Linked DNA regions of Mus musculus: all the other regions are linked to region 3. Evidence: chromatin loops called from intact Hi-C (ENCODE). Cell type or tissue: heart. All regions are shown on one strand. Links, peaks and the distances in the headings refer to the core of each region. The heading gives the core; the rest is flanking DNA. Region 1 holds the start of Calhm2 (calcium homeostasis modulator family member 2). Region 2 holds the start of Gm19557 (predicted gene, 19557). Region 3 holds the start of Slk (STE20-like kinase).

The links. A loop is a pair of places that touch in the nucleus more often than their neighbours do. Peaks named below come from ENCODE experiments on the same cell type or tissue, not always from the same donor. Only the 100,000 strongest peaks of a DNase experiment are listed, where the experiment ranks them.
Region 1: a loop joins it to region 3, with 21 times the contacts of the local background. A loop is called at or near these places in 2 of 42 quality-filtered maps.
Region 2: it touches region 3 in a loop (7-fold over the local background); 13 of 42 quality-filtered maps call a loop at or near these places.

Annotation. Positions count from the first base shown.
Region 1 is chr19:47,134,712-47,140,615 of GRCm38, forward strand. Calhm2 (calcium homeostasis modulator family member 2) reads right to left here and starts at 3,583. Exons shown (of 3, transcript NM_133746.5): 1 at 3,194-3,583; 2 at 638-1,354. The coding sequence starts at 1,192. In heart, for the core only: no CTCF peak of the experiment used is centred there; DNase peaks (open chromatin) are centred at 870, 2,560, 3,140, 3,640 and 1 weaker place; H3K4me3 peaks cover 2,109 bases; H3K27ac peaks cover 2,097 bases; H3K27me3 peaks cover 715 bases.
Region 2 is chr19:47,508,446-47,513,445 of GRCm38, forward strand. Stn1 (STN1, CST complex subunit) reads right to left here. Exons shown (of 10, transcript NM_175360.3): 8 at 1,890-2,012. Gm19557 (predicted gene, 19557) reads left to right here and starts at 4,537. Exons shown (of 3, transcript NR_045322.1): 1 at 4,537-4,562; 2 at 4,818-5,000. In heart, for the core only: no CTCF peak of the experiment used is centred there; DNase peaks (open chromatin) are centred at 476, 2,466, 3,746 and 4,846; H3K27ac peaks cover 3,765 bases.
Region 3 is chr19:47,576,042-47,583,229 of GRCm38, forward strand. Slk (STE20-like kinase) reads left to right here and starts at 3,978. Exons shown (of 18, transcript NM_001164639.1): 1 at 3,978-4,302. The coding sequence starts at 4,153. In heart, for the core only: a CTCF peak has its summit at 3,428; DNase peaks (open chromatin) are centred at 2,790, 3,420, 4,070 and 4,480; H3K4me3 peaks cover 3,775 bases; H3K27ac peaks cover 2,456 bases.

The DNA.
Region 1 (5,904 bases), core at 1-5,000, 440 kb before region 3:
CTCCTGCCTCCCTCATCCTCAGTTCAGATTGCTGCTTCTAACCATTCTTTTGACCCTTGACCCACCACCAAACATGGTTGCAGGGGAGGCTACAGCTAGGCCCAACAGCAGTAGCCTGTCCCTCCCTGGCCTGTTCCAAAGAGTGACGCTGACTCAGTTACTGGGACAGAGATGCCTTCATCCCTGGGGTCAGCCAGCTCTGCTATCAACTCAAAAGCCCACAGCAGGTATTTGTGAGGTGGCCTACAGGGACCATGCTCAGTCAAGCTAGGGTAAAGATGACCTCACTAGGTAGATTGGGAATGGTCCTGGGTATTATGGGATATGGGATGTTCTCTCTGCGATTCTAGGTGGTGTTTCCTTAATGCTCAAAACCATCTCTAAGGGATGAAAGTGGAGCTTAGCGGCAGCTCATGCTTGACATTCATGTGGTCTAGGATTCAATCCCCAGCACCTAAAGACACATCAGAGACACACTTGTGATGAGCTGACCCTTGCCCCCCGTAACTCTAAGCCACAGGTCAATCTGCTGATGCCTGACACGGGTGAGTCTGTGCTTCCTCGGACAGGTGCTCATTCTCAAACGCTGTACCATCCTATCGAGTACCACCCCATCAGTGGCCACACAGCTCCTTACCTGAGACTCATACTTGAGCCTGCGGCTGACCTCCTCTCGGAAGCTCGATAGGTTGGCGGGGCCCTCTCCACAAGGGAACCTGGCTAGGACCTCCGTAGCATGGGCTGGGGGGAAGCCTTTATCCCCAGCTGTGAGCGAGGAGGGGTCCACAAACTCACTGAGAGCACAGACATAGGCCTCCCCTCGGAGCAGGGAGATGACAGACCAGGTGACTGGAGCCACAGCTGCACGGCCCAGGATTGAGCTTAGGAGGAGGAAGTTGGGGGCCGCGGAGCAGTTCTTGGCCCTCCGGTACTGGCACTCGGCGACTAGGTTCCAAGTGTGGTTGTTGAGAATGACTCCGATAAGGAAGAGGGCCAGCGCAGGCACGCCAATTGCTGTCAGTCCATACAGGTAGTTCCGGGCGGGTGAGCAGGGACAGTGGAAGGCCACCACTGAGAACAGCTCCTGACTGCCCACCGTGCCCAGGGCCACCAGCCCATTGAAAATCATCACATCCTTGCTCTTGAAGAAGAGAGACAGGAAGCGGAAGTTCTCTGCAATCAAGGCCGCCATGGTGACTGGCGGGCCGGGGATGGGATGCGCAGGAGGAGGCAGAAGAGGGCAGAACTGAGGGCTTCTGGTGAGACTAGTAAGGCGCGCAGCAGGCCGGAGGACAGCTGACAGCAGAGCATGATCATGCCATTTTAGCTCCTGCAGTGGCTGAACTGGTGCTTCCTGTGAAACACAGATGAGCGATAAATGCTTGCCTCTGAACACAGGCTGTGAACACAGTGCTGCTGTGGCCAAGCAGGCAGAGAAGGAGGGGGCGTGCATGGGCCTCTACAGCAATGGTGATAGCCATGGTTGCCTAAGTTCTTGCCGGGTACCAGGTGCTCTCAGTGGATGTTGCCCATCCTCAACGAATCTTTGCATGCTTTCCTTGGTATCCCCCTGGCATCCTTGTGCAACCCCCACCTCAAGCACAGTGAAGGATGTGGCTTCCTGAGCGTAAGCCCCTGGCCAGGGCCATGTATAAATAAATGACAGACCTCAGATTCAAGACCAGGTCTGCCTGCTTTGAATACTTTACAGTCCTTTTGCCACTACCCTCTTCTCCCCGGGGAGGATTAATAATGACCGGTGGTGTTAGGCCAGATGGGATGGATCCCTTTGGGATTTGGAACAATTTGGAGAGTATGGTACAAGTATCAAAGCTACAGGGGCTGTCCTAGTGGACAAAGGATAGACCGGGTCTGGTGGAGACCAGACCCCTGGACCAGTGACAAGCCTGAAACAAGATGCCAACACCCTTGGGTGCACAAAACCCCTTTATTTTGGAGACCTCAGAGTCTCAACACACTTCATGTGTTTTCCCCAGACAAGGATACGGATAAATCATTGTGATCCTAATCTCTTCCTAGGAATGTTAGGGACCACAAATGATGTCACAGAGTAGGCAGTTCAACATCTGAAACTCTTATGCCACCAGTTCTACCGAGGATGCTTCTCCTGATGCCAAAGACGGGAAAATCAAGGGGACAGGGTGTCTTGCCTGAGGCCAGACAAATCCAGAGGAGCCAGCTGAGATTTTGACCATGACTTGAGAATACTTAGAAAGTGGACACAATGTGTCAGAGCTAAACTAGCTCCCTCTGTTCATGGCCTCCAGACCTTGCTCTCCTTATTGCTTTCTCCATGCAGCAGCCTGCAGAATCTCTGCCCCAAGGAGCCACAGGTAGCTTCAGCGGGGTTTCAGGCTCGCTGTACTTATCTGCCCTCTTCTGCTTCATGACCTCAGCAGAGATGGCTCTGTGCCAGAAGAGGCCATGGCCTCAGGCTCTTTGGAAGTTTAGCCCCAATTCCCTTCCCAGACTCCACCCATACAGCCAGAGAGACAGTCAGGGTGTGGCCCCATGTCCACCCCCATCAGGAGAACAGGCACTGGGTGGGGTGGGGTGCGGTGGGGGGGACACCAAAAGAAACAGCTCTCCAAGCCAGATGAAGCCTGTGAGTGGAGAGAGGTCAGGCTGTGGAGAGAGATAGGGGAAGCCTGTGCTAAGTCTTTCTGGGTTATATTCACTTCTCTTTTCCTGTTGCCGCCTCTGCCGAGGATGCCATCTGGCACAGGCAGAGCCATGTGGGCTCTGGGAGGAGGGAGGACTGTCTGACTCCCCGGTTCAGAGCCCAGAGCTTCTAAATAATCCCACAAGGAAAGAACTTTGTCCTGTTGCTGGCCATAAACAGGCTAACAGGCAACTCCATCTTCTCCCTCCCTCCCTTCTTGGCTGCTAGGCACCCATTTGCTCCTTGGGGTGGTCTTGGGATCCTAAACCCACCCTCACATGGGGAACACAGTGCCTGACAGATAGCATAGGGATGGAGCAGAGCTGGGACCCGGCCATCCTCTGAGATTATCATGGGGGGGGGGGGGGCTCTTCCCAAGGACAGGAGACAGACAGCTGGGGGTGGGGGAAGCATCATTTCCGTGTTCTTCCCGGAGTTCCCTCCAGATAGTCTCTAGAGGCTGCCGGCTCCTTTAACAGCTGCACACTCCAGGAAAGGGCCCCTCCTTACCTAGGGCTGGTTGCAGGCCCCCGTGGCCTTGGATTCCTGATGGATTGACAGCAGTGTGGGCTCCCGCAGACACTGGGAAGGTGCTCCTGACCGCGAGGCAAAGTGGCCTCACGGGGTTCACTGCCGGCTTTGCTTTTGCACCCAGGTCCGCGTAGGATCCGGGCCCAGCGTTTGAACGCAACGCAACGGAGCTTTGGGCCCAGTTACAAACAAACTTAACTGGAGGCGTCTACAGATGAAGTGCAGGCATCTGCAGACAAATTTAACTCCAGAAAAGAGAGAGAAAGAAACAGTGGCGTGGAACTTTCTAGCCAGAGAATGGAAAAACAGCCTCCTGGCGCCAGGCAGAAGAGGGAGGGCTGCTGAGGGCGGCGCGAGGCAGAAACAGAGGAAGTGGAGAAGCGGTCTCCGATGCTGCGTCCTGTCCCAGCCCGCCTCTGGGCCCGCTGTGGCTGGCCCTACTGGCCCTGCCTTGACTCTACCCTGAGCACCCCTCGGGGGCCATCTGGGAAGGTCTAGGCAGTTGCCAGGCAGGGCCCTCAAGGAGATCTTGCCTAGGCTTGCCCTCCAGGCCAGTTAGAAGAACATCCCCCGTACTTGACACCCACCTGGCAGAAGCTGCGGGAGGAGTTCCCTGCAGAGTCAGGGGAGAGGTGGGTGTTCAGGATTGATGGTGATGCTCCAGATTGCAAACTCCTGGTCAAGACCCTGGTCCCCTCCTCCCCTCCTCTCTCTGCGCATCCTGCCTTTGCCTGTACCTGCCATCCCCAGAAGAGGACCTTCCCATCATAGTCCATCTAACTCCTAGGTACTGTCCCCATCTGGGTATCTAGAACTCCTAAGGCAGAGGCTGGTCTTAGGTAGAAATTAAAGGGAGACAGGATCTCTTAAACTGCACCGCCTGCCCCTAGAGTCGTCTCTGGGAGCTCACAAGTCATGAGTCAAGTCCACTGACAGGGAGAGTGTCAAGATGGCCTCAGTGGCTCCTAAGATTGGGAGAGATAGCCTTCACGGCCATCAGCTCTCCAGGGCTGGGACAGTGGGATTCACACTGAGCAGGGACAAGCCACACCCTCCTGAGTCTGGCTTGTCTGTGTAGCAGGGATAAATGGAGAGCAATCGGTACCCGTGCCTTTCCAAGAAGCACTTTACAGGGTGGGGGACTTGCCTGAGCTCCCACCACTCTGGAGTTAGGTCTCACCAAAGCTTCCCTCACGTCTGTTCCTCTGAGCACTTTCTGGCACCTTATCCCCTGTGGGTGCCCCACCCCACCCTGCAAGTGCACGCGTGCACACACACACACACACACACACACACACACACACACACACACACTTGGTCTGTATTCATTTGGTCCCTTTATTCGGATCTGGGGTTAAGTTCAACTTCCTGTTCCCTGTGGCACCTGGGTCCCAGCTGAGAGTGGAGGTGGGCTCTGAGATAGGCAGGCCAAGGGGCTGGAAGATGGGGCCAGGAAACAAGAAACTGTCTGCACTTCTACTTTCTTTTCTTGGACAAGACAGCAGCTAAGTATTCCTGTCCTGTCCCATCCCTTGGTCGGGTTCAGGGGAGAGGAGAGCAAGCAGTCATGAGTTCCGAAAGGAATGAGCACCTTAACCACACAGCTCCAAGTGTCTGCTGCGTGCCACACGCTTTTACGCATGGTGTGTGAGACCCCGACTTAGAATGTTTCTCCCTGGAAGGTAAAGCCCCTGGCTGTTCCCCAAGCTTGTTTTCCCTGATCTCTAAAAATACAGCCAGAAAGAAGCTCTTTGTTCTCTATAGCCAGCAAAAAGCCTTTTTGTTTCTGAGCCTTACAGCCAGAGATGCGATACTTGTAATTTTACCAAGGACATCGGCAGAGAAGAACTCTCCTCCCAACTCCTCCCAATTCCTTGGCTAGCTGTTAAAAGCCCCCTACTGTTACTTCCCTGCCCTGCATTGCTCGAGGAGTTCGTCCTCAGCTAGCTGATAATAAAACCTCTTGCAGTTTGCATCAGGTGTGGGTGGGATGCTGGCCAGCTCATCCCGGGACTTGAGCGGAGGCCCAGCTTCGGGGGTCTTACAGGTGAACCTGTGAGGTAGATGGCCTTCTCCCTGTTCCATGAATGAGGAAGCTGAGACTCCCTCCCAAAAAAGAGGCACTTGGCCCAGGGACACACTTTGCAAACGGTAGAGTCAGCCTTTCACCCAACCTTAACCCAGTCTTTGATCTTAGCTACTTCCCTTCTTAGGCAACGCCTCCATCTTCATCACACCTCAGGGCACACTTCCCAGGGAGCCTTGGAGAAAACGGGAGTTCATTGGTTCCCATTTCTAGCTCTCAAACCTCACAGATGGTCTGTTTTCCTGTAATGTGTGTGAAGAGGATTGGTGTGAAGGAAACCCGGAGGCCGTCTGGCTCAACAGTTGTCTAACAGCCCCAGGACACACACCTTGGCCTCTCTCATGTAGTCTTGTCATCTTATCATGGGTCACTGAGGTGTGTCACACAAGCTGAATCCCAGTCCCTTTTACCTAAGAAACTGGCAAAGACCATGAGAGGGTTGCTTGCCCTCAGTTTCTTTCTTTTGTTTTGTTTTGTTTGTTTTGTTTCGAGACAGGGTTTCTCTGTGTAGCCCTGGCTGTCCTAGAACTCACTCTGTAGACTAGGCTGGCCTCGAACTCAGAAATCCGCCTGCCTCTGCCTCCCAAGGGCTGGACTTAAAGGC
Region 2 (5,000 bases), core at 1-5,000, 69 kb before region 3:
TAAATTTAATAACACTAGAGAAGAGAGAGGGGAGAAGAGGGAAGGGAAGAGGGAAGAGAGGCAGAGAGGGGGGGAGGGAGAGGAAGCAAAAGAAAAAGAAGGTGAGGGAGGGAGGGAGGAAGAGAAGAAAGGGGAAGAGGGAAGGAAGGAAGGAGTGTGTAAAAGGAGAGAAGAAAGAGGAAGGAGGAAGAGCCAAGTCTAAGCATGGGAACACAGCTGAAGAACTGGGTACAGGAAACAGCCATGGCCGCCCGTGAGACCTGATGACTTCGGACTCACAAGATTAGTGTGAAGGTCAACCATGGGTGCAAACAGAGCTCTGGGCTCTGCTGTAACTATGTCCCCAGCAGGGCTTCAGGAGAAAGGAAAGCCACAAATCAGGGATGAGTGGAAGGGAGGGGTCAGCCACAGAAGGGGCCGTGGGATCTATTCCTGTTTGACTACCCCTTCCAGCTCAGGGTGATTCATTCACAAGAGGAAGTGCCCAACCCTGCCACACCTCGCCCTGGGCAGCTGCAGTTGCCCTGGCTGCTTCCCAGGGAGGGTTGCTCTCTACAGACAGACCCTCACAGAAGCCAACCCAGAACAGAAGGAGGCACAAATCTCTAAGAGGGCTCCAGCTGAACTTAGTGTGACAATGGCCGCCATGTCCTGCTTGGCCCCTCCCATCCCGGGATGAGTGGACAGCACTGTGTTATACTGGCTTACCTCTCAACACTGTGGAAAACCCCTCCTACTTAAATAAATAAAACCTGGGCCTCTCCACAGAGGAAATGACCTGCTAAGTAGACCTCTAGCGAGTCTGCAAGCAGGCAGGCCCAGCAGCCTGTCTCCAGAGCTCTCATCTTATTCTGAAGCCACTTCTCCGCTCTGGACACGAGTGGTCCTCTCTCAGCTTACTGCCTCCAACATCAAAGGCATGCAGCAAGAGGCAGACTTCTACCTTGAAAAGATGGAGGCAAGCAAGCAGCCGTCCCGTTCCTCAGAAGGGAGGCTGGCAAGCAAGGCCTTCAGGGAGGCAGACTGGAGTTACCTGAAAGCTTTAACTAAAGTGTCCTTTGCTCCGGGCGCTCTCCTGCGTGAGCCGTCCTTGGAAATACCAACACAGATTCACACAGAGAGCCACACAGATCGAGTCAGGAAACACTATTTGTGACAGCAAAAGTCGTACAACCGTAGTGTCCGTCCGTCCGTCACAAAGGAATGGCTAGAAAGTTCTGGTAAATACTCCTGGTCAGAAAGAGTGAGGCAGACTCGCAGGTGCCGGGACACACGGGCACAGGGACAGACGGTGGCACTGCAGGCTGTGCGGAGCACTCTTCACAGCAGTGGGACATCTGGTGATGCCCGAAGGCATTTCTGATTGTCACAACATACTAGGTGCTAGTGGCATTTAGTGTGAGAGGCCAGGGATGCTGGTGGAAGACACAGGACAGTCTCCAGTGCATCAGCATCTGCACCAGGAGCTCTGAGGATGAGGCCTTCTCAATTAGAAGATAGCTCACTCACTCTTACTCCCTTCCCTTCCGTTCCCCCTTCCCCTACCCTTCCTTCCTTTCTTAAAAAAGCCATAGGGACGTGCTTGTATATCTGTCAATGTACAGATAAATATTTAGACGGCCATTGGGCTTCAAGTGGCAGCATGGATCCGGAGTAGTGGCACACACCTACAATCCCAGCCGTGGAGAGGTGGAGCCAGGAGATTAGGAGTTCAAGGTCAGCCTGGGTTTACAGAGTCAGACTGTTTCACTGGAGGAAACAGTTACATTGTGAAAGGGTAAGAGGTCGCTTTCACCCCGACTCACTGTCTTAGAAACTGGTACTATTCCTAAGCCTAACTGTACTTGTAACGGAAGCCATGAGGGGAAACTAGGCTGCAGGTCTCTTACGTAGTACAGCTTATCAGAGCCACTGTCTCTCTGGAACACGAGTCCTTTTTCCTGAAGCAGCTGGAGAGCATTCTTAAACACTCTCTGCGCTACGCCAGAAGTGCCACTGTCCTTTAACTCCACCTGCACAGGGAAGAAAAAGAAATGTCTCATCTTCCATTACCTGCGACTAACTCCCAAGCCCAACTGGTTTATTATGAATTCACCCAACAGGCTTTTCCTGTGCTGAGTCAGCGTGCTCTAGGCATGCGTCAGCTGAGCAGGCCGGCATTTAGGCAGGGTCAGAAGTCTGCTCTGGAGGGTCACACTTGGTAACTGTGCTGAACTTGGGTTCTGCTCTGACTGATCACGGCTTTGCCCCCAGGCTGCTGGGCGATCTTTCCCATGAGCATCAGCTCCCTCCTCTGAGAGGCCGGGTCAGCAGGGAAAGCACTCGCAGCCATAGGGAGCCAACTGCAGCTCAGCTCCCAGGAACTGCAAACAATACAGGACGCATCCTCTCCAGAGACTGCCTCGCGGCCTCAGGATGTGCTGCCTAGCCTGTTTCAAAGGCCACAGTCCTGAGAGCAAGGACACCAGGGGTCCCTTCTGACAAGCCAGCCGCTTCCGGGACTGAGATCTGTGTTTTGCTCGTCACTTTCAAAAGAACAATGACAGACACGCACGGTTCAGGAAACCAAAATTGCTCACAGACTGAAGCAGCGACTTGGTGCTCAGGCCAGGAACTGGGTGGCTTCCTGAAATATATATAATCTGCCCGCCCAAACATAGTCAGCATTCATCTAGCTGTCAGAGAAACAATGGTCCTGTAAGATCTGCTTATCATGTTTCTGGATTTGCTAAGAAAGGCGACGGTTAGAAAAAAAATCAGAAGGGAGAGACGGGGAAGTGAGCAGCCATGAGTGACAACAGGGCGCCCAGGGCTCTCGGGTTTCTGCATCGCCCGAGCATCTGCAGTCTCCCAGGGCGCTATTAATTGAGGGACACTGACATCCCAAGCAGGGCAATTTGACCAACTGATTCATAATTGATGGAAGAAATCGTTTTCAAAGAGAAACAAATACAGCGACAGATCAGTTTCTTTTTAAATATACAGCACTACACAGAAACAGTCTTCTGCTCTAAGCTTCTTCAAAAGGATACCACGTCAAAACTCCGCCACAGAACATCCTGCCTGGGGGAGTCCTGACGTCTTTCCAGTCAATTGTAGCCATCATGGCTTCACATGAAGGTGGGCCTCGCTACTTACTAATGCTTCTTTAGAACTGGGCATGGTAGCAGACACATAAAGTTCTGCACATAAGAGGCTCAAGCAGAAGGACTGTGAATTTGAGGCTAGCCTGGGTTATGTAGCAAGTTCCAGGTCAGCCTGGACTACAGAGTGAGACCATGCCTCAATAGAAAGAGGAGATGCATGGCTGGAAAGGTGCTTGCCCCCACGTCAAGGCACCTGCTGCCAACTCTTAAGGATCTGAGTTTGATCCTTGGGCCCCAAACACACGCATGCGCGTGCACGCACGCGCGCGCACACAAACCCTGATCTAAAATGTTTTAAAAGGAAAAGAAAAAGGGGAGAGAAGACTAGGAAAGATTTTACTGAAAATAAACTGAGAGGCATCAGAAGCCCTAGGAAGGTCAGTTTAACTCTGAGCTTATTCTAAATGATGAAATGGAAAGGAGGCCAATGGGAAGTGGGCAGTCAGATGGGAGGCTGTCTACAGGCCAACGGGAAGTGAGCAGCTGGAGGCTGAGGCTGTCTACAGGCCACTGGGAAGTGGGCAGCCGGAGACCAAGGCTGTTTAGAAGCAACCTTGGCAAAGAACAAAGTTCCCAGCCACGACCTTCTCCACCCGAGTGTTTTTCTGAAACTCTATCCCTCATCTCCCTTTATGAAATCCTGGGTCACTGCGCACAGAGCCTGTTGCCAGGAAGAGGTAATTAGGTGTGTGAACAAATCTAGGAAGCAAGGTCATGAGGGGCTGGGATGGTGAGAAGGTGCCTGTCCCACCAGCAGCATCCGGAATAAGTTAGGACACTCAGAGCAGCCTGGCTGCTGACGGGAGAAGACTGGAGAGGCGTCAGGACAGTTGCAGAATGGAGCCTGGTTATGGGTGTGAACTCATCCTTGGTACGGGGAAGGAAAGCTCTTAGATGGTGGCAAATCTCTACGTACACAAAGAACAGAAAGATGCACTGCTCACTGAAAACCGAGGTCTCCTAAAGCCGGCAGTGCACTCCCATGTGGGGAACAAGAAGGGAGGCGCCCACCGCTGTCAACATAAGCACAGCATTTGGCCAAGGTCATGCTCCGGACCGGCGGTGGGATCAGGAGCAGGGTGGGAGAGGATGGGAGGGAAACACGCCTGCCATTCTCAGGACCATCTGAATTAAAAAAAAAAAAAAAAAAAAAAAAACCCAAAACCCCAAAATCAATCTTCATTCCTGCAGTACCCAGTCCTGAGGTCCTGTGTAGAGAGCACAGAACATGCAGACAGGGCCTCTGCTAGGACAGCCCTTCAATTCTGCTACAAGAGGTGGGAAAAAAAACCCAAAAACCAAAAAACCACTATGTGCCAGTGACGTCAGCAGGCTGGGACGTAATGGGCGGGGTGAGGACTGCAAGGGACAAGTGGCAGTGACATCACAGATACAGATGGAACTCAGGCCGGGAAGGTAAGTACTAGTGACACAGACAGGGATGCCCCGGGGGTCACAACAGTGAGGGGTGAGATACAGATCTGTGGAGAGATACTGAGGGCAAGTAGCAGTCAGAGGGGATGAGGCATCAGAAGATGACGGTAAGCCGAGACTGTTCACTTAAAAGTAAATACACAGTCACACGCGACAGCAGCGGACCCAAGAGCAGTAATACAAGCGACAGGCTAAACCGGAAATGTCTTAGTAAATCTTAACTTTGTACTAACATAGAAACAGCAAACACCAAAGCAGTGTGCCAGGAGCCCTCGGAGTGCAAGGCGGGGCTGTACCGAGAGGAACGGGAACACTGCTTGGTCCTCTGCACTTTCCTAGCTACAGACATGACTGGATGCAGCTTGGCCTTCACTCGAATTCCTACAACAGGACAGATGAACCTTTCCCAAGGCAAAAGGA
Region 3 (7,188 bases), core at 1,253-6,252:
CATACGTGTGCCAGCCCTGTTATGATCTAAAGGCTTTGGTGGTAGTGGTGGTGGTGGTGGTGGTGGTGTCGGCGGTGTCAGGGTTCCACTATGTAAGCCTGGCTGTTCTTGGATTCTTAGTCATCCTGCTTCATCCTCCTGAATCTAAGATTATATGTGTGGTGTTTGATCACTTTTGGCTTTGCAATGGCCTTGTAGAACTTCTTAAACATTAGGCTTATTTTATTTTTACGTGCAGGGTGCTCTGACTGCATGCACCCCATACCCTGTGCATGCTTTGTGCTGATGGAAGTCGGAAGAGGAGTCGAACATCCTGGAACTGGAGCTATGGGACACTGTGAATTACTAGGCGACTGCTGGGAACTGAACCTGGGTCTTCTCCAAAAACCAAATGCTCTTAGCTGCCGAGCCATCTCTACAGTCCCAAATCCCTGCTTCAAGTTACTTTCTAGCCATAGGCCACGCCTATTACTTTAATGTTAAAACATTTTCTTAAGAGGTCCACTTATTTTTTTTCCCATCATATATTGGGGAAAAAAAAAAACCCTACGAGAATGTTTGCAGTTGTAAAGATAAATCTGAGTTTTTCCTTTGCTTAGTGTTTTTACTATGTAAACACAGAGCACCAGACGCCTTTATTAGGGGAGCCACAGAGGGGATTTATTCAGCTCCCTGCGCTTTGAGTTTCCTCCTCGTCCTCTGGCCATCTTCTCTACTACACTGGCTGTTTTTCATTTATTTATATTTGTTTTTTAGAAAACACTGGGGCTGGTGAGATGGCTCAGTGGTTAAGAGTGCCCACTGCTCTTCCAAAGGTCCTGAGTTCAAATCCCAGCAACCACATGGTGGCTCACAACCATCCGTAATGAAATCTGATGCCCTCTTCTGGAGTGTCTGAAGACAGCTACAGTGTACTTACATATAATAAATAAATATTAAAAAAAAGAAAACATTTTATTGATGTATCATTGACACATAAATCTGCTCATAGCTAAGGAAGAGTTTGGAAATAGGTACATATTCACGAAGCCGTAGTCATATTCTCTGTCAGGAATATAGTGAATATAGCTATCATTATAGTCTTAGCTATGTGTGTGTACACATGTGTGCACGTGTGTATGTATGTGCATGTGGAGGCCAGGGGCCAATGTCAGATGCCTTCTTCTCTTACTCCCTACCTTAATTTTTTTTTTTGTGATAGATTATCTCACTGAACCTGGAGTTTGAGGTCTAGGCCATGCTGGCTGTCCAGAGAGCCCCTGGGATCTGTCTGTCCTTCCCTCCCCGTCCCCCCAGCACTGGGGTTATAACTGTGCTCTGCCTGGCTTTTACTGGCTGCTTAGGATTGAAATCAGGTCCTCAGACATGTAGAACAGTACTTGCCCCACTGTGCTGTCTCCCTAGCCCAGCCTGAGCTTCTTAACAGGAATGAACCGGAGTGAGGAGGAACTCAAAAGGCGAGACGTTCCCTAGATTATGATTTCCGTATTTCATTTTTGAGGCGGAATCTCACCCTGTGGGTCAGGCTGGAACTAGAACCCACTTTTATGTTGTAGATGGCCTGGAGTTCATTGTAAGCCTCCCGTCTCAGCCTCAGGAATGCTGGGATCGCAGGTATCCGTTGCCATGTCTAACTTTTATTTCTTAAGATTTAATATGTATAATCCCAGCACTCGGGAGGCAGAGGCAGGCAGATTTCTGAGTTCGAGGCCAGCCTGGTCTACAAAGTGAGTTCCAGGACAGCCTATAAAGAAAAACCCTGTCTTGAAAAACAAACAAACAAAAAACAACAAAAAACCAAAACAACAACAACAACAAAAAGATTTTATATGTACGTATGTGACCTTTTGGGAAGGCAAGCAAGCCTCTCCTATTCTGAGATGAACAACACAGAACCCTATTCTTTCACCCAGATCTACTCCGGTTGCTTTACACTGAGGAGATATCAAATACGGGGACTGTGAGAAAGGATTCGTATGCGAAGGCATCTGTCAGTGTGGCAGAAATACTGTAAAGAATCCAACTATGTCATTATGGAGCAGAACAATACAGATAATACTAGAACCTTACACGGGCTAGACATACATCTTCATACAGAGTGTAATCTACTAGTGGTTCTGTTGGCTGGTGGAATTATAGTACTTCTTAATTTTATTCTTTACATATTTTCTCCATGAATAATATTAAAACTGACTAGGTCATTTTCATGGTGTGTGTAACATGGAAATACATGAAAGTGTATATTTTTAATGTATGCAGTTCAGTGTGTATCAATTATATATAAAATATCTTGAAACAGAAGGATCTTGAGAAAACAATCTTGAGCCTTTTACGGAACAACTGCTACATTTTGGGGCTAGAGCAAAACAAAACAAGAAAGAAAACAAGAAAAAAACAACAAGAAAGTGGTTAAGAGCAAATGCACTTAACTGCTGCACACTCGCTCTGGCCTCAAATTTAAGCGCTTGCTATTGTCCCCTTTGTACCACTAGGCCTCATCTTTTGTCAAAGTCTACTATTTTAATTTTTAAAACGTTTTCTTGTGGTATTCACTCATTTCCTGGTCTGCTTTCTACACCTACCCTGGAATGTGGCCCTGCTCTTGGTCACCTTGATGGGTGACCCCGCCTCTGCCTCCCCGCCCCCCTCCTCCCCAAAGGGCTTCTGTCAGGTGGAGGAGGGGGACGGTAAATCATTTGACAGACTCCAGGCGACACCCACATAGCCCCAGCAAATCTGGAATCCCCGGCTGGATTAGCTCAGGTGAGACTCAGGAAGGGCGGCACCAGTTTTCTGGCTGTGGAGGTGACCCAGAGGTTATCCTTAAGGGAGTGTCACCACTCCAGAAGCCGATCTTAAACAATTTCCTTTTTATTTTTTGAGACAGGGCTTTTTTCTGTAGCCCAGGCTGGTCTCGAACTCGTTATCATTCGTTGGCAGCTTCCCCAGGGCTCCACCACACCTACCTTTTAAACAATTTTTTTTTACAACCTATGTTTGCACTACCTTCATATTGAGTAAATATTGTGCACTTGCTGGTGCAAGCCCTGTGCAAAGGGTTTCCATTTATTGTCTCTTTTGATCTATGCCGCAACGTTTCAGTAAGGACTATGGAGATCATAGGAATGGGGACTCGGATGCTGTATTCAAAGTCACTGAACTATGGCTCAAAGCCCAGGCTCCCGGCTTTCCCTCTCCCTGGACTCTTGTATGAGTTCCGAAGCGGAAACAGTGCACTTTCAGGCACCCACAAGCATAGCCTGCTTTCCCGCGTCCCCCTTGTGCAGAATGAGGCAACATCCGCCAGCGCAATCAACAGGGTCGCGCCGAAGGAGACCTGGCCAACGACGTCGTGGAGCCACCCGGCTCGGGCTCGCAGAGGTCAACGCAAAACCCTCGAGGAGGATGGAAGCGCTCAAGCCTCCACCACACCTCCCGCCGCAGGCGCCACCGAGCCGCCGCGCCGCCAGCCCGGCGGAGCCAGCGCGCGTGCGCGGGGCCAGAGGGTACGCCCTCGCGAGCGCGCGGGGAGCGGGGCGCGTCACCGCGCGGGCGAGCGCGCGCGCGGCCGAGGAGCTCGGGCGCGCTGCGAGACGGCGTCGGCGTCCGTGCGCGCTGCGGGCCGAGGCTGTGTGGGCTGAGGCGACGAGCGAGGCAGCGGCGCCCCAGAGCCGAGGGGACGCGCGGGTGTCGCGCAGTGGGAGCGGACGCTTCGGAGCAGACGTGGGGCCCCGGCGGGAGAGCTTGGCTTCGCCGCTACGCGCCTGCCGGGCGCCGGCCGCTTCCCGGGTCCGGAGCGGCCGCCGCCCCGGGAGACGCGCGGTGACACGGGCCTAAGGCGCCGCGGGCCGCGGGCGTCCGCGCCGCTCGGACCCGTGCGGCCCGGTGCGGGCCGGGGACGAGCGCCGGGGCAGGTGCAGCCCCCGGGGCCCGCGAGCGAGGTGCCCACCGTGCCGCTCGGCCCGTCCCGGCTCGCGGCGGCCGCGCGCCCCACTCCGGGGCCGGAGCCCGGTCGGCGCCCCGCCTTCTCCGGGGAGCGCCCGGCGGGAGCGGCCCGGACCCCGGGCTCGCGCGGGAGACGACGCGCCACAAACTTTGCCTTTTATTGTTCCTAGCCCTTTAAGGGCAAGGGGCTCTGCTGGGCTTGGAAAAATGTCCTTCTTCAATTTCCGTAAGATCTTCAAGTTGGGGAGCGAGAAGAAGAAGAAACAGTACGAACACGTGAAGAGAGACCTGAACCCCGAAGAGTTTTGGGAGATTATTGGAGAACTGGGCGACGGAGCCTTCGGGAAAGTCTATAAGGTAAGAGGGGGAAAACGGGAAGTTGGCTTAGGAGGAGATGAAACGGCCGCCTGTCCGGAGTGGCACGAGGACTTCACCCCAGCAGCCCTTCCCGTGACTTGCCCGCTCCTTGGCTTTGTAGGTTGAAACTTCAGCTCAGCATCCAAGCCGTTACGGAATACCGTGGGGCCGGATGCAGTTTCAGGAGTGATGGGTCTGCAGTCTAAACCCTGTCAAACTTCCGAATTTAATGGGAGGAGCGGGTGGTTGCGGCCCGGCCCTCGAGTCTTTTAAAATCGGAAACTCGTTAGCTTCTTTCTCCCTGTGCTGATGTTTGTTTACTAGTGGCGTTTGCATGTGTGCATGAAACAGGTAACTTTTTGGAGATGGGGACAGTATGTATAATTCAGATAAAACGAGCAAAAGGTGCCTGGCCAGCATGGAGCCCGTTCTTGAGTTGGTTGCTTGGCCACATGGGATGGAATTTCTGACAACATTTCCAGGAGATCTTCATTTCATCCTAGTTTTGAAATTCGATAAGCATTGGCTAGAAGGCAATACCAGTGCTTGAGGAATCAGAAAACTACACGAGTATTTATGTATTTCAATAGAGGTTTGATGTTTCTACACAAAGGTGTGAATGTTAACTGTTTACCCTGTCCTAGGAAGTATATGAATGATGTCATTGGAATATTTACTTCCTGAAGGGCGAGGTTTTTATGAGCCACAGTTTAGGGGTAGGACCCACTGGTTGCCTAGAATTGAAAACATAGATTCAAGACTTTCCATTCTCACATAATTTGTATCGTATAAAAGTCCTGAGAAGTGGCAGTGTCCACCTGCTCATGGAGGGAGACAGTGAAGCTCACAGACAGTTCATGGCCACCATGATTCAGTGTAGCCTTGAACTCAGGCCTCTGTGCCCATATGTAGTAGTGTCTTTTTACTTTTAATTCCATTCAGTCGAAAGCATGTCCTCTACTTTCTAAGCACAGCACACTTTGTCTTGTAATGCGTGCCTTGAATGCATTCTGTCAAAATTCTGGTCTTTTTTTTTTTTTTTTTTTTAATCCAGTCTGAAAGACACACTTTGATTGCTTGCTCTATGTGTTTTCAGAACATCTTGTTCACATGGCTACTGTAGCACTTGTCACATATTATAATTGACATTTTCATGTTTATATAATAAAATTAAGGCCCAAAGTTTCACATTTGAATCTATGCCTCACACATTTGTTGAAATGAAACAATGTATGTTACCTTTAGATGAATGCTAATGAAAGTCAGCATATAGTATGGTTTCAGCAAGAGCTTATTGTTGAAGATGCACAGCAGAAGGGCATGTAAGGGTGGTAGGAAGTCATCCTGGGGAGACTCGTTTAGTACTGGCTGTCAGAGCCAGCTTGGCGGTCATGACCAAAATAACCACCTCTCCCAACTTCGATTTTCTTAGTTCTAAAACCATAGGTTTCCTTAAACGTTTCTTCAGATCTTTCCACGTATTAATGTCCTCTGAATATGCAGTTACTGAGGAAAGGCGACGATTAACTCACAAGGGACCTGGAATCTTGTAGTGAGAAGGTGGTCGGTGGTTGCGAAGTTTTCATGGTGGGAAGACATTTCATCCACTGTAAACAGCATAGCATCGAGAGCATGGGTTTCTATACTAGAGTATTTCTTGCTCTCCACAACATAAGTCTGTGACCTTGGGCAAGGTACTTACTTATTAGTGGTTGATTTCCCTCATTAGAAGGCCTACTCAGTATCTGTAGTGTAAATACATAGAAAGTATAAGGCAGCCAGAAGGAGTTCAATAAATGGTACAAATTTCTGTCATTGTCTGAAGAGGTTATAGAAGCAAAATATGGGATGGGAGAGATGAAAGGGACCCAGTAGCTGTTGACTTGGTTTCTAGGGCAGCTGTGCAGTTTTACTCTGCAGAAGGTGATGTGTAATCCCATCGCAACATTAGTTGAAATTTCCTAAAAAATTTGAGACATTGTGTAGCTCAACATTACCAAGTGCCTAGCATAATTCCTGGGGGCTTAAAGATTGCTTTAAAATGATATTGACTAACATAAATTCTTTGTGTCTGTTTTTGAGGAGTTATGTAGGAATTTTTGTTTTGTTTTTTGTTTTTAAAAAATTTACATTTTAAGCTTATCTAACTTTGGCCTCTTTTTCTTTTATTTATTATTATTATTATTATTTATTTATTTTTTTCCAAGACAGGGTTTCTCTGTGTAGCCCTGGCTGTCCTGGAACTCACTCTGTAGAGCAGGCTGGCCTTGAACTCAGAAATCGACTTTCTTTTTCATTTTTCCAAAAGTTGTTTATTTTTCAGAATTCTCTGGAAGTTGTGAACTTATGTGAGGGAAACTAGACTTCTTTTTGTAGGGTGGATGTTATCAGACCATAATATTTTTGGTAGTGTGCAGTAGACAACTATTTTGAAACTTGATTCCAGCTACCATTTGCTTGTAGAAATTGGTGACTGTTAAAAGGTTAAATCATAACTGGGCAGTCATGTTATGTTCTTAGTTTTAATATCGGCTTCCCATCATATAGTCTCACTCCTGTATGGCTCTCACATTTACTGGCATGCTTGGAAAATCACCACTGTTTTAAATTTGTTTTCTTTTTAATGTAGTGTGGTTAAATGTAAATGAGGGTATATAATATTTTTCATTCAATCAGAAACAAAAAGATGATATAAAAATATGTATTGAGTAGCAAGTCTAGAAACTGTTTTACCTAGTAAAGTATTTGAAAGTTCTGGCTGTGTGCTGTGTTGCAACTGACAGGCCTATACCTTTTATAAAGTAGTGAAATATGTAATTCTTGTAAGTGTGTATGTGTTTAGCTGATAATAAAATAAATTTACATTGACAACATCAGGGTCAAGGA